Regions from separate parts of the Homo sapiens genome. Here region 2 is linked to region 1. Evidence: read pairs that join two places in POLR2A ChIA-PET (ENCODE). Cell type or tissue: PC-9. All regions are shown on one strand. Links, peaks and the distances in the headings refer to the core of each region. The heading gives the core; the rest is flanking DNA.

The links. ChIA-PET counts read pairs that join two places held together with the same protein. Peaks named below come from ENCODE experiments on the same cell type or tissue, not always from the same donor. Only the 100,000 strongest peaks of a DNase experiment are listed, where the experiment ranks them.
Region 2: POLR2A ChIA-PET joins it to region 1 with 10 read pairs; 6 of 35 experiments call an interaction of 5 or more read pairs at or near these places.

Annotation. Positions count from the first base shown.
Region 1 is chr10:70,222,860-70,229,032 of GRCh38, forward strand. All of the region lies in intron 2 of PPA1 (inorganic pyrophosphatase 1), which reads right to left. Among named protein-coding and RNA genes, the nearest start is that of PPA1, 7.5 kb to the right of the region's middle. In PC-9, for the core only: no CTCF peak of the experiment used is centred there; no DNase peak of the experiment used is centred there; H3K27ac peaks cover 3,911 bases.
Region 2 is chr10:70,293,648-70,300,527 of GRCh38, forward strand. LRRC20 (leucine rich repeat containing 20) reads right to left here. Exons shown (of 5, transcript NM_001278212.2): 5 at 5,328-6,880. Among named protein-coding and RNA genes, the nearest start is that of NPFFR1, 13 kb to the left of the region's middle. In PC-9, for the core only: no CTCF peak of the experiment used is centred there; a DNase peak (open chromatin) is centred at 3,074.

The DNA.
Region 1 (6,173 bases), core at 187-5,186:
TGTGTGATGTTCCCCTTCCTGTGTCCACGTGTTCTCATTGTTCAATTCCCACCTATGAGTGAGAAATGCGGTGTTTGGTTTTTTGTCCTTGCAACAGTTTGCTGAGAATGATGGTTTCCAGCTTCATCCATGTCCCTACAAAGGACATGAACTCATCATTTTTTATGCATGGAATACTAGCACACTTTCAAATGCATGTAGATGCTGTAGTAATACTTGTCTCAGCCAGGCGTGGCGACTAACGTCTATAATCCTAGCACTTTGGGAGGCAGAGGCAGGAGGACCGCTTGAGGCCAAGAGTTCAAGACCAACCTGACCAACATAGCAAGACCCTGTCTCTTAAAAAACATTTTTTTAAAGAGAGAGAGAGAGAGAGACGGGGTCTCACTCTGTCATCCAGACTGGAGTACAGTGACGCAATCATAGCTCACTGCAGCCTCCAACTCCTGGTCTCAAGCAATCCTCCTGCCTCAGCCTCCTAAGTAGCTGGGCCTACAGGTGTGCACCACCACACCTGGCTAATTGTTTTTTAATTATGTTTTTGGAGATGAAGTCACACTATGTTGAGCAGGCTGGTCTCTAATTCCTAGCCTCAAGTGATCCTCCTGCCTATGCATCCCTAGTAGCTGGGACTACAGGTGCAAGCCATCCTGCCCAGCTCTGTACTTGTAAGGAGGGGGTGTTCCACATACTTTAGCAGGAATTACTACTAAAGAACAACCTTCTTCTAGACATCTGGCTACAATTCAAAGAGTTGCTACTAGGTGAACAACAGTGATATTTAGGATTTTTCAGGGCAACTGATATGAGAAATTCAATGAATTTTATAGCAACAGAGTTGCTATAAAAACTATTACTGTTTTTATGCATTCTAATGATTCCAATATTCACGCACTTAAAAAATACTGATTTTAAGAAATTTCGTACTACCCAGTTACAAATTCATTCCTTCTTCTTTAATCCCAACTGGTTTCAGCTTTTACTTAGCTGGATCTTGGATTTACTATCTTGTTACTCCCACTGTTAGGACTTCCCAGAACTCCATCCTCCAATCCTACCATGCTTTGGAGTCTCAGTCATTGCTCTGGCATCAGAGCTCTCAGCTCTCTGTTAACAGTTTCAGAAAAGAAGGAAGTTAAGTCTCCCTAGAGGGATGATTTTGATAAACTCAATAATTACCTTGCTGATAAACCAGTGGGGGATAAGGGAAAAGGCAAACTATAACTTTAGCTCTTGTTCCCAAAGTCAGAAATATAACTGTCTATTTCAGGCCAGGTATGGTGGCTCGTGCCTGTAAACCTAGCACTTTGGGAGGCTGAGGCAAGAGGATTGCTTAGACTAGGAGTTCAAGACCAGCCTGAGCAACATAGACAGACCCTGTCTCTACAAAAAAAAAAAAAAAAAAAAGTCTATTTCCCTTCCCAGATTTACAATCATTTTATCAAGTAGTCAAGATGTTACAACAAAACATTAAAGATGTCCAGATTCTAAGGAAACTGGAAACTCAACAACTCTACATTATGTCACTCCATTAATCAAAAATATTTAAAATAAAAATGTTTCAGGAATAGAAGAAATATCTCCTATATCTTGGTTAGGTGTGTAACTTCACTAATTAAACAGGAATATTAATCACAGTAGTATGGTGAGGCCCCGTCTCATCTCCAAACTGGTTAGGGTCTTATGGACCAAGTCAGTAGTCTGACAAGTTGTTTACTAATAAATAGGCTACGGCCATTTGGTAGGCTGTTATTACTAATGCAGTTAAGTACATATATAGGGAACATGCTCTTAATTTAATTACAGCACGTCTTTAAATCCTAGCAGTTAAGTTCAATGTGTCTTTATTGAGACTTATTTCTTATTTATTTATTTTATTTTATTTTTTGAGACAGAGTTTCGCTCTTGTTACCCAGGCTGGAGCACAATGGTGCAATCTCGGCTCACTGCAACCTCCGTCTCCCGGGTTCAAGCAATTCTCCTGCCTCAGCCTCCCGAGTAGCTGGGATTACAGGCATGCACCACCATGCCCAGCTAATTTTTGTATTTTTAGTAGAGACAGGGTTTCTCCATGTTGGTCAGGCTGGTCTCGAGCTCCCGACCTCAGGTGATCCGCCCACCTTGGCCCCCCAAAGTGTTGGGATTACAGGCATGAGCCACCGCGCCCAGCATTGAGATTTATTTCTAACCCTGGATTTGGTAAATTCGATGAACTATACTACAGAATTATACCAAGTGGCTGACATTAGCATTTTCAAGTTGACTCATTGTGTGTTTCTCTAGATAACTTCAGAAATCTAGTAAATACCAGGCTTAGAAAGAAACACAAAAATCACCCTGTGGTCCCACCACTCTTATTTATTTATTTATTTATTTAGAGACAGAGTCTCACCTGTCACCCAGGCTGAAGTGCAGTGGCATGATCTCAGCTCACTGCAACCTCCGTCTCCGGGGCTCAAGTGATCCTCCTACCTCTGCCTCCTGGACCACAGGCACCTGCCACCACACCCAGCTAATTTTTTTTTTTCTATTTTTGGTAAAGACCGGGTTTCACCATGTTGCTGAGGCTGGTCATGAACTCCTGAGCTCAAGCAATTCGTCCACCTAGGCTGCCCAGAGTGCTAGAATTACGGGCATAAGCCACGGCACCCAGCCCACCCCCCATTTTTTAATCTTTATTGTTTTGCAATAAAATTTGGAGAAAAAACAGTAGAGGTAGAGAGAATTTTCTTCTAAATTTATCTAGAGCATAAACATAAAGCAAGAAACTAATCCAAACCAAGCTTTAACTTTTTTTTTTTTTTTGGAACTTATAGACTAGTTTTGGAGTATAAAATCCCTATCAGAAGAGCTCACGTAGTTAAAAGAAAATGTTCCATCCCCATAAAGATGCTTTCGAAAAGGTATACCAGATTTCACCATTTCCAAGAATACTTTATCTTATTCACTGCTCACCAAATGACAATGGCTCTTAATTCTAAGTTTTGGCTGTAAAGTTGGTTATATGATTCTAGAAGGATATACTCTAAGTTGTTAAAAGTATATGGATACCTGAAGTATTTCATCGAAAGTGACAGAAGTCTATTTGAGAAGCTATCAGAAAGAAATACGATGACCGAAGTTCACACTGTTGTGCCCCTTATTCACTTAGAATTGTGACTTAGCAAAGAAAGACATGACTTACACCAACCCAAAAAACATTTGTTCAACAAATTGTGTTAAGATTCCAAGGGAGATCATTAACTTATTAAAGTAAAGAAATTAAAACACATACACACAAAACTTTTAGTAATACTCATTTGTTTTCCAGTTACATAGATTTTCTACTCATTGCAGCTCAAACAAATGCCTGTATTTGCTACTACACACTACCATATGTACCTGTGTAGAGCAATAACTTAATTTGTCATGTCATAATTAAGAATAAGCTGCTGGCTGGGTGTGGGAGCGCACACCTGTAATCCCAGCACTTTGGGAGCTGAGGTGGGTGGACTGTTTGAGCTCAGGAGTTCGAGACCAGCGAAAGCCTGTCTCTACCAATACAAAAAAATTAGCCAGGTACGGTGGTGTGTGCCTGTAGTCCCAGCTACTCAGGAGACTGAGGTGGGAGGATTGCTCGAGCCCAGGAGATGGAGCCTGCAGTGAGCCAAGATCACAGCACTGCATGGGTGACAGAGTGAGACCCTGTCTTAAAAAAAAAAAGAAAAAGAAAGAAAAAGCTGCTATTTTTGCTATTTTTTCTTTTCAGATAAGCTTTATGATGACTAAATTTTGAAAACAGATATTCTAAGCATAATCTGTTTATTTTCCTGTCTTTACAAAATCAAGCAAAAGGGTCTGCATTTCCAGTTGTCAAACTTTTCTGTTTTGCAATGACTAATAATTTTGAGCGTGGAAACTTCCCCAAGAAAAATGCATTTATGCCAAATTGCAGATAATATTCTGTTAAGTTTCTGAAGCATCAATCTATTTGATTAGAGGCTTGACTTTCTTTCAGAAGGGGAAAAAAGAAACACATATTCCATATTTATATATGCTTCTATACGCTCCCAACAATCACCTGAAAAAAATAGAACCCTACATTGTCAGAACTAGAATTTAACATGAAAGTTTAAGATATGGAATAGAAAAATATCTGATTTCTAAAACTAAAAAATCAGGTCATGATATTTGAGCACTTTAAGATTTAGAGAAAGCTTTTATCTACCCAGTGTTTCATACTGTTTATACCATGTTTTGGAAAATTTCTGGTATCTCAGAAGTTTTATGTTAGAAGATACTCTGAGCTATAGGTGCTTTTATATTTGATCCTAAAATTGACCCAGAGCAAAGGACATCCCTACAATTTAAAAATATCCAGTGAGCCCTTGCCTTTACCTTCTCTACCCACTGGATTCGGAAATAATCAAAGCAGGGTACGCGAGTCACAAGATTTTCCAGAACTGGCTGGACTGATTACCTAATGGCATATGCCAAACTGAATATCCACATTAAAAGGTCCTGATATGGGTTGGACACAGTGGCTCACGCCTGCAACCCCAGCACTTCTGGAGGCTGAGGTGGGCAGATCGCTTGAAACCAGGAGTTCGAGACCAGCCTGGGCAACATAGGGAAACCCTGTCTCTACAAAAAAATAGAAAAATTAGCTGGGCGTGGTGGTGTATGCCTGTGGTTCCAGCTATTCAGGAGGCTGGAGCAGGAGGATCACTTGTGCCTGAGAGGTTGAAGCTGCAGTAAGCCAAGATCATGCCACTGCACACCAGCCTGAGTGACAAAGTGAAACCCTATCTCAAAAAAAAAAAAAAAAAAAAAAAAAGTCTGATATGGATATGAGCCCTTGGGCATTTTTCCTTAGTCTGATATCAATATGAGCCCTTGGACATTTTTCCTTAGTGGAGCTGACTGAGCTGTGTTAAAGGTACATGCTCACTAGATCATGACATTCCCTCATTATAATCCCTCGGATGACTGACCATATTAGGAATAAAGTCCAAGGCCAAGCCCGTGAGAATGTATTCATGTAAACTTAATCACAATAGATTTTTTATACAAAAGAAAGAAAATCACACTCTAATGAATCAAGTTAATCAGATTTTTTTTTTAAGGCTATAATCCAAAATGATGTCTACCACACCTTTATTTGTGTTTTAAACAAGTAACTTCCTTTAAAACAAAACAAAAGAATTCCTTCCAGCCTCTCAGGCAGGAAGGCTTCTGCCCAAGGTCCACTGAGGTCTAGACTACTGGTAAAATCCAGAGTCATAAGAACTTGTGCTTTTGAGCTGGGACAGGGCGTGCCAAGGGCAGAGTCTTCCTTTGAGTAATCCACTTTATAGACACAACCAGTCCCTTATAAGGCTTCAGTGTCTGAGAGTAATCTAAGTGAACACACTTAACAGGACACCAAAATGTAGCCTGTTTCCTATTTTGGAGTAACCTGAAGCAGCAATAAGAGTAGGTACCAAAACATCTATGATCATTCTGGTCCTTGGTAGGAATACAGTCACTTAGAACACTGGGAAAATAGCTCTATGTCAAGAAAATGTTTTCCTACCTGTAGCATACCTGTATGCCAGGGTATTATCAATAAACTTAGGGTCATCATTTTATACCTCTTCATTGCTCAAAATGGTCTGAGATGCTACAGTATGATATACATGCTATTATACAACAAGCAGATAATTCAAGCCAACCCAATGGGGCCAATTGAAGAGGGAAGGATTCTGCAGTTTATATCAACTCCCAGGAAATCAGATGTAACAAATTCGAGTTTCTGAATAAATACCACTCTGACACTCCCACAGGAAAAACACATGCCAATTAGAAGTCCCTCCTGTATTTGTGGCACATAATTGGCCTAGGGCTGTTTGCTCCATTGCCTCTAATTGGAGTCTTACCCAGGAAGGCTCCTGGGAAGCAATGTAAAAATTGGAATTTCAGGCAGTACAGAACTGCAGCAAACTTCCTGGTAGAAGTGCAATGAATGTGTCTATTTCTATCTAATAGTCAGGCCCAGAAAAACAGTAAGACAGCACACACAAGAACAAAATTACTATTATTCTAGACGTGCACTGCAAAGTGATGTTCGTGTTGTATATTGACATCTAGCTAAAGAAAGTCAATAACCTATGTAACTCTTACAACTCAAAAACCTTTGTACTCAATGTGAATCA
Region 2 (6,880 bases), core at 689-5,688, 71 kb after region 1:
CTTATGGATTCCTGTCCGGCAGAAAAAAATAACCCCAAGTTGACTTTATCAGCTGGCAGGACATTCATGCCCACAAATCACATGGGAATCCTGTTAAAATGCAGATTCTGATTCAATAGGCCTGGGGAGAGACCTAGACAATACAGTTCTTTTCTTTTTTCTTTCTTTTTTTTTTTTGAGATGGAGTTTCGCTCCTGTTTCCTGGGCTGGAGTGCAATGGCGTAATCTTAGCTCACTGCACCTCCATCTCCCGGGTTCAAGCAATTCTCCTGCCTCAGCCTCCCAAGTAGCTGGGATTACAGGCTCACACCACCATGCTCGGCTAATTTTTGTATTTTTAGTAGAGACAGGGTTTCGCCATGTTGGCCAGGCTGGTCTCGAACTCCTGACCTCAAGTGATCCACCTGCCTCAGCCTCCCAAAGTGCTGGGATTACAGGCGTGAGCCACCGCGCCCGGCTGACACTACAGTTCTAACACACTCCCAAGTGCTGTTGATGCTGATCGTCTGAGGTCCACACTTTGAGTAGCGAGGGCCTGGTCCACTAGGAATTCCCTTCTGAATCCTGGCAGGGGTTAAAATAAGATCATATGGACAGGGCAATGCCTCATCAACAGCAGCAGTCTCATCCTGGTGGGCTTTCAGGCACAGTGGCAGGCTAAGGGACAGCACTGGGGACTGACTGTTCTCTCTTAGCTCATGTACACTGACTCCTGGCCACCCCACTTAGGAAAAGCCCCAGCCACAATACCATGGCTTGTGAGTGTCTGGAAAGACCAAAGTGAGGAAGACTTCCTGGTGTTTTTCAGTCCTTTGGAAGCAAACTCTGCTGGTGAGCACAGGTATTTAATATGGTACCTGAACTTGGGCTGGTAAGTGGATATCACACGGCAGTTCTCTCACAAGCAGAGGCCCCCAAGCATCAGTGCATATCAACCACCTGTCCATTCAGTCATTCAGTAAACATACATGTGTACCCACTATGAGCCAGGCATCACTCCAGGTGCTGGAGACACAGCAGAGACTAAGAAGGACAAAGATCCTTCCTTCATAGGAATTTTATTCTAGCGAGAGTAGACAGACAAGAAGCCATAGATATAAGTAAATTATAGCGTATATTGGAGAAGCACTATAGATAAAGGAAAAGGTGAGCAGGTTAAGGGAGATAAAAGTGACAGAAGTGCAACGGGGCAGGCTGCAGTAGGGTGGTTAGGGTAGACCTCGATTTGAGTAGACTTGAAGGAAATAAGGGAGTTGGCCATGGGAATATCTTGGTGGGTGTGTGAGGGCTGTGGGGAGCAAATGCGAAGGCCCTGAGAAGTGAACACATGTGGGGTGTTGGAGGACCAGCTGGAAGCCAGTGTGTCTGGAGTACGAAAGAGACCACAGAAGTAACAGAGGGCGGGTGATTCCAGAACTCGAAGACCATGGTAAGGCCTGGGCTTTTATACTGAAATAAGTGGAGAGCCATGGCAGGGCTCGGAGCAGATGAGAGAGTTGGGATTTAGAAGGATCCTCTGCGCGCTGTGTGAAGGATGAATAGGGACCTTTTAAGGTGCAGAGGTATGAGTCCTATTCCAGAGTCTGGTTTAATGGGGCTCATATAGGTCTGGTAATCTACATTTGAGAAAGCTCCCGTGATTGGTTCTCTTGGAAATAGTCCATAGATGCAGCACCAGCCCTAGCACAGCGCCAGGTGGCCCATTCACAGTTTTCTATGCAAATGGTGCCAGTTACTGAGACTGCATTGTGAGTGACACCCCCTGCAGTCATGCACTGGGGTAGTCCTGCAGAGTCCACCCTGGAGGGCACCCCAACTTAAGTGCTTCCCAGCTACAGGAAGCAGGGTTCCCAGGTGCTTCTGCTGGCATGAACTTGAATGTACACACATAGGGTAGCAAGGGCTCCAGTTGGCTCCCAGCCAACGCCTTGAGTACTTCATCATCCTCAAAGGCCTGAGACAGAGCCTTTGTAGATTCCTGAACTATGAAGATGGAGGGAGCGGGGAACTGTCAATCTTCTCATCCTCTGTGGGACTAAATCTCCCATTGGCCAGATGAGCTCCAGGTATGTGTGGCATGCAGATCTGCACGGCACTGAGAGAGGTGAGGTTCTTATCTGGGCACTAAAGGCTGTGCCCACACAGCCTTATGCCTAAGGGTGGGCACAAGCAGATGTGAGAGGAAACTCTCTGGAGTGTGAACTGGGCACCATGCTGATGCACTTACCTTTGTCACCTGTTCTTAACCCTATGGGATTAGGAAAGGTAGTGTTGGCACCCACTTTATAGATGAGGAAAGTAAAGCTTCAGAGAGGTCTTTTCACAGGAATGGGTTGGTAGAAGGACCGTGTCAGCTAAAGAAAGCAATCAACCACTTCAGTCCAAGCTGGCCTCCTGAGGGACCCGGGGCTCACAGCAAAAACCCGGAACTTGCAACCCAGTTTAAACCAACCCCAGCCCTGCTCCTTCCTAGTCACATGCTAAGCCTGTTTCTTCATCCATAGAGTGGGCACCAAGAGGGGTGATGTTAACAATAAATGAGAAACACACTGGGCCAGGCGTGGTGGCTCATGCCTGTAATCCGGCACTTTGGGAGGCTGAGGCGGGCGGATCACCTGAAGTCAGGAATTCCAGACCACCCTGGCCAACATGGCAAAACCCTGTATCTACTAAAAAAATACAAAATTAATCGGGCATGGTGGTGCGCGCCTGTAGTCCCAGCTACTCGGGAGGCTGAGACAGAAGAGTCACTTGAACCTGGGAGGTGGAGGTTGCAGTGAGCCAAGATCACACCACTGCACTCCAACCTGGGTGACAGAGCGAGACTCTGCGTCAAAAACAAAAAAACAAAAAACAAAAAAACCCAAACCACATACCAGTGCCTGCCTGGTGCTGATAAAACACTAGGAGCTCCAGGGGTGCTCCTGCTTGGACCTAACGCAGCTCGGCTATGTCCCTTTTCTCAGGCATGGATCGAGCCTGCCTGGCCTGGAGACACAGTCAGAGCACGGCCTGGCTGCTCATGGGCTGGAGAGGTTTTCCTGCCCAGTTGCCTGAGTCACGCTCTTCCCCCAGGCCCGCCCTTCCTGCCCTTCACATCTGGTTCAGGGCTCTGCCGAGGCCTTCTGGGGCAGGTGCCAATTATCGCTCAGGAACTGCTGCTTGCTTCCCAGGGCTGGCTTTCTGTGAAGGGACGGGCACATCTCATGTGAAGAACAGACCCAAAGCGGGGCTCTGGGGTACAACATGGTATTTGGGTGAGACTACAATTAGAATCCTGTAGCCCCACACAGCTTCCCGTCCACATTATTCCTCCATCTTTTCCAGCATAACAGTACTAGTCCTGGAAACTCTTGCCCAGGAAGAAAAAGTTGTAAATAACTTTACTGTTCGTTCCAGGAGCTTTCTGAAGGAATCATTTAAAGCAACAGCAAACTGATCAACTCTTAATCACATCAAAAGAGAGTTTACGCACCAAGACTCTTTGAACCCTTTGCCTCAAAATCCCCCTTTGCTGTGTCCACCGATCCTAAACTATGTCCTGATCTTTACCCAATCCTAATCGAGGCTTCCTTCTCTGCATTGAAAGTCCCACCTAAAACCAAACTCTGAAATCTCTCATCACTTCCTGACTGTCTTCCCAAGTCTGACACGCTAGGAAAACTGTCAAGTTCGAGCAGGAAAAGTAGAATCAGCTTCTCCTGATTAACAGGTGGATCTGGTGATGTTTTCGGTGAGGCATCCTTCAACAGAAAACTACGCAGGTGGGAGTCCTCTCTCTGACCTCTGACCTTTGGGGTGGGGGAGGCCAGCGGCCTGAGTCCAGGCTAATCCACAGGGGGCAGTTATAAGTGATCACAGGGCCTTCAGGAGCTGAGAAATAGTGACCATATGAGTTCTGGAAATGCCCTTAGGGGTCTCCTGGTTTAGCCCCTTAGTTTTACAGACAGGAAACAGGGCCTGGAGAGGAAAAGAGATTTATCCAAATCACAAAGCTAGCTAGGATTGTTATAGGGATTAAATGAGTTAATAGGTATAATGCACTAAGACACTGCCTGGTACCCACTAAGCTCTATGTGTGTTTGTTAAATAAAAATAATTGGGCCAGGCGCAGTGGCTCACACTTGTAATCCCAGCACTTTGGGAGGCCGAGGCGGGTGGATCACCTGAGGCCAGGAGTTCAAGACCAGCCTGGTCAACGTGGTGAAACCCGGTCTCTATTAAAAATACAAAAATTAGCCATGCATGGTGACGCATGCCTGTAATCCCAGCTACTAGGGGACTGAGGCAGGAGGACTGCTTGAACCTGGAAGGTGGAGGTTGCAGTGAGCTGAGATCGTGCCACTGCACTCCAGCCTGGGCAACAGAGTGAGACTCCGTCTCAAAAATAAAAAATAAAATAAAAGGAATAATGGATCGGCTGGGAGTGGGCTCATGCCTGTAATCCCAGCACTTTGGGAGGCCGGGGTAGGTGAATCACCTGAGGTCAGGAGTTCAAGACCAGCCTGACAAACATAGCGAAACTCCATTTCTACTAAAAATACAAAATTAGCCAGGCATGGTGGTGGGCGCCTATAATCCCAGCTACTTGGGAGGCTGAGGCAAGAGAATCTCTTGAACTGGGAGGTAGAGGTTGCAGTGAGCCGAGATCACGCCATTGCACTCCAGCCTGGGCAACAATAGTGAAACTCCGTCTCAAATAGTAATAATAATAATAATAATTAGAAACAATGGAGCATCTGGACTAAAACTCAAGGCAAACTTAAGCTGGCCTCTCAGACTTAAGAAAAGCAAAACCTGACTTTAACATTGAACCCAGAGCAGTAGTTCTCTAACTTCAGCAGGCATCGGAACCACATGGAGTGCTTGTTAAGAGTGCTGGGCCCCATCCCCGAGTTTCAGATTCTGCACATCTAGGGTGGAGTCAACTATTCGCATTTCTAACTAACTTCCTGGTGCTGCGGATGCTGCTGGCCCAGAGATCCCTCTTTGAGAACCATGGACTCAGAGGAACAAATTACTAAGGGAATAATTTCTGGCACTGGTAAGAGAGAAATGTGGAGATAGTGGGTCTCTTCATCCTTTCCCAGATACACAGTCTCCCCCTGATGTTTAGCCATCCTGCAGTAACGCAGCTGGGGGGCACGCACCAATTCTGCTTGGCTGCACCTGTGCCCACCTGTGAATAATCCACGTTTCATCCCGTTCTAGCCTTCTTTACCTCGTGCTTTCAACAAGAGGGCACCCCTCTTGCATGTGGGCTGGTTTGACGCCCAGGCTATAGGAGGTCTGTACAGTGAGAATGAATCAAACACCAACCAGGCAGATGAAACCAATGCATTCTTTATTGCAGACTGAAGCTTAGGGGCTCACTCACTGTGAGCTCTGATTTGGGGGCATCTGTGGCTGCCCACACTTTCCAAGACAGACAAGGGCAAACTCTCCAAGCAGAGGAGAAAACAACTTCCAGAAGCTGCCCCTTCAAAGGCCTGAGGTGAGGACCTGGGGCAGCAGGCAGCTTGGCATGCAGGGGTTAACCAGAAAGGCCGGGTCTGGAGGGCTGGGCACACCTAACCCTCATCTCCTGGTGACTGCAGGTCACACTCCCTTCTTCAGGAGTGCCATGCAGACTCTGGAACAATCTAACAGGCCAAGTGTCTCCCAGGGTGGGTTAGGGAGGAGGCTGAGCACAGGCTCAGATCCCTGGAAGTGGCAGGGAGAGAACTGAGAGAAACTTCACCCTCTGCTCGGAGGACATCCCCAGCCTAGGTCCTTGCTTCTCAAACTCTAAAGTGCTTATAGGAATCAGCTGGGGGTCTTGCTAAAATGCAGGGTCTGAGTCGGGAGGTATAGGGTGAGGCCTAGACTCTGCATTCCTAACAAGCTCCCAGGTGTCACTGCCGCTGCTGGTCCACAGACCACACTTTGAGTTGCAAGGCTCTGGTCATACATTGTGTTTGTGCACATCAGAGAAGGATGCCTCTTCTTCAACAAGGAGAAACCCCACTCCAGGGCACAAGGCAGGTGGGGCCAGCGCAGCCTGCACAGGACTTCAGCCCCCACTTGCCCCCAACACCCACAGATGAACTCGGTAGCTCTGGAGATCCTGTCTTGACCTCCTCATCCTGAAAACCCTTTGCCCAGAGTTTGACCAACCAGGCCTTGGGATACGAGCAGAATGAACAGAGTCTCTTGAGATACTGAGCGCTCAGTGATGGCCCAACAATGGCCCGACCTATCAGTTCCTTCCCAAGAGACAAGAGACCTGGGCAGGGACGAGGGAACTGGGAGCATTCTGAGCAGGGATTACTGCTCTGAGCAGTGGTCTGAGCTCTCAACATCTTAGCCTTAGGAGTAGTAAAGTGGCCACTCGTCCACGGCACACAGGATTTGGACGGCCTGGCTTTGCCTCAAGCTCTGGGGCCTCAGGTGTCTCTGGAGATGCAAACAAAGATGCAGATCAGGTGGGGTCTGGGGCACTGAGTTGGCTTGCTCCACAGATGAGGAGAAGGTGGGAGGTAGATACCTGAGGACCAAGCAGTCAAGGTTCTTCAAGCCACAGGCGTTCTCGGGAAGCAAGAGCCCCAGGCCCTCTCCTGGTAGGGGACCAACCATCCCCACTTGCTGGGTACTGTCCCAGTTTTAGCATTGAAAGTTCCATGTCCTGGGAAACCAGGACAGCTGGTCACCCTGTTGCCTGACCATACCCTAAGATGCCAGGTTGAGGGCCTCAGAAGAACCAGGTCATCAGGGCTTTGGGCGTTGGCCTGGGAGCTGGCTGGCTACAAATCCCGTGGTCCACATCGCCTTCTGCCCCCAGGAGGCCATGACAAGGCAGCCAGGCTGCTGCTGGACTGGACAGTGGTGAGGGTGGCCATCT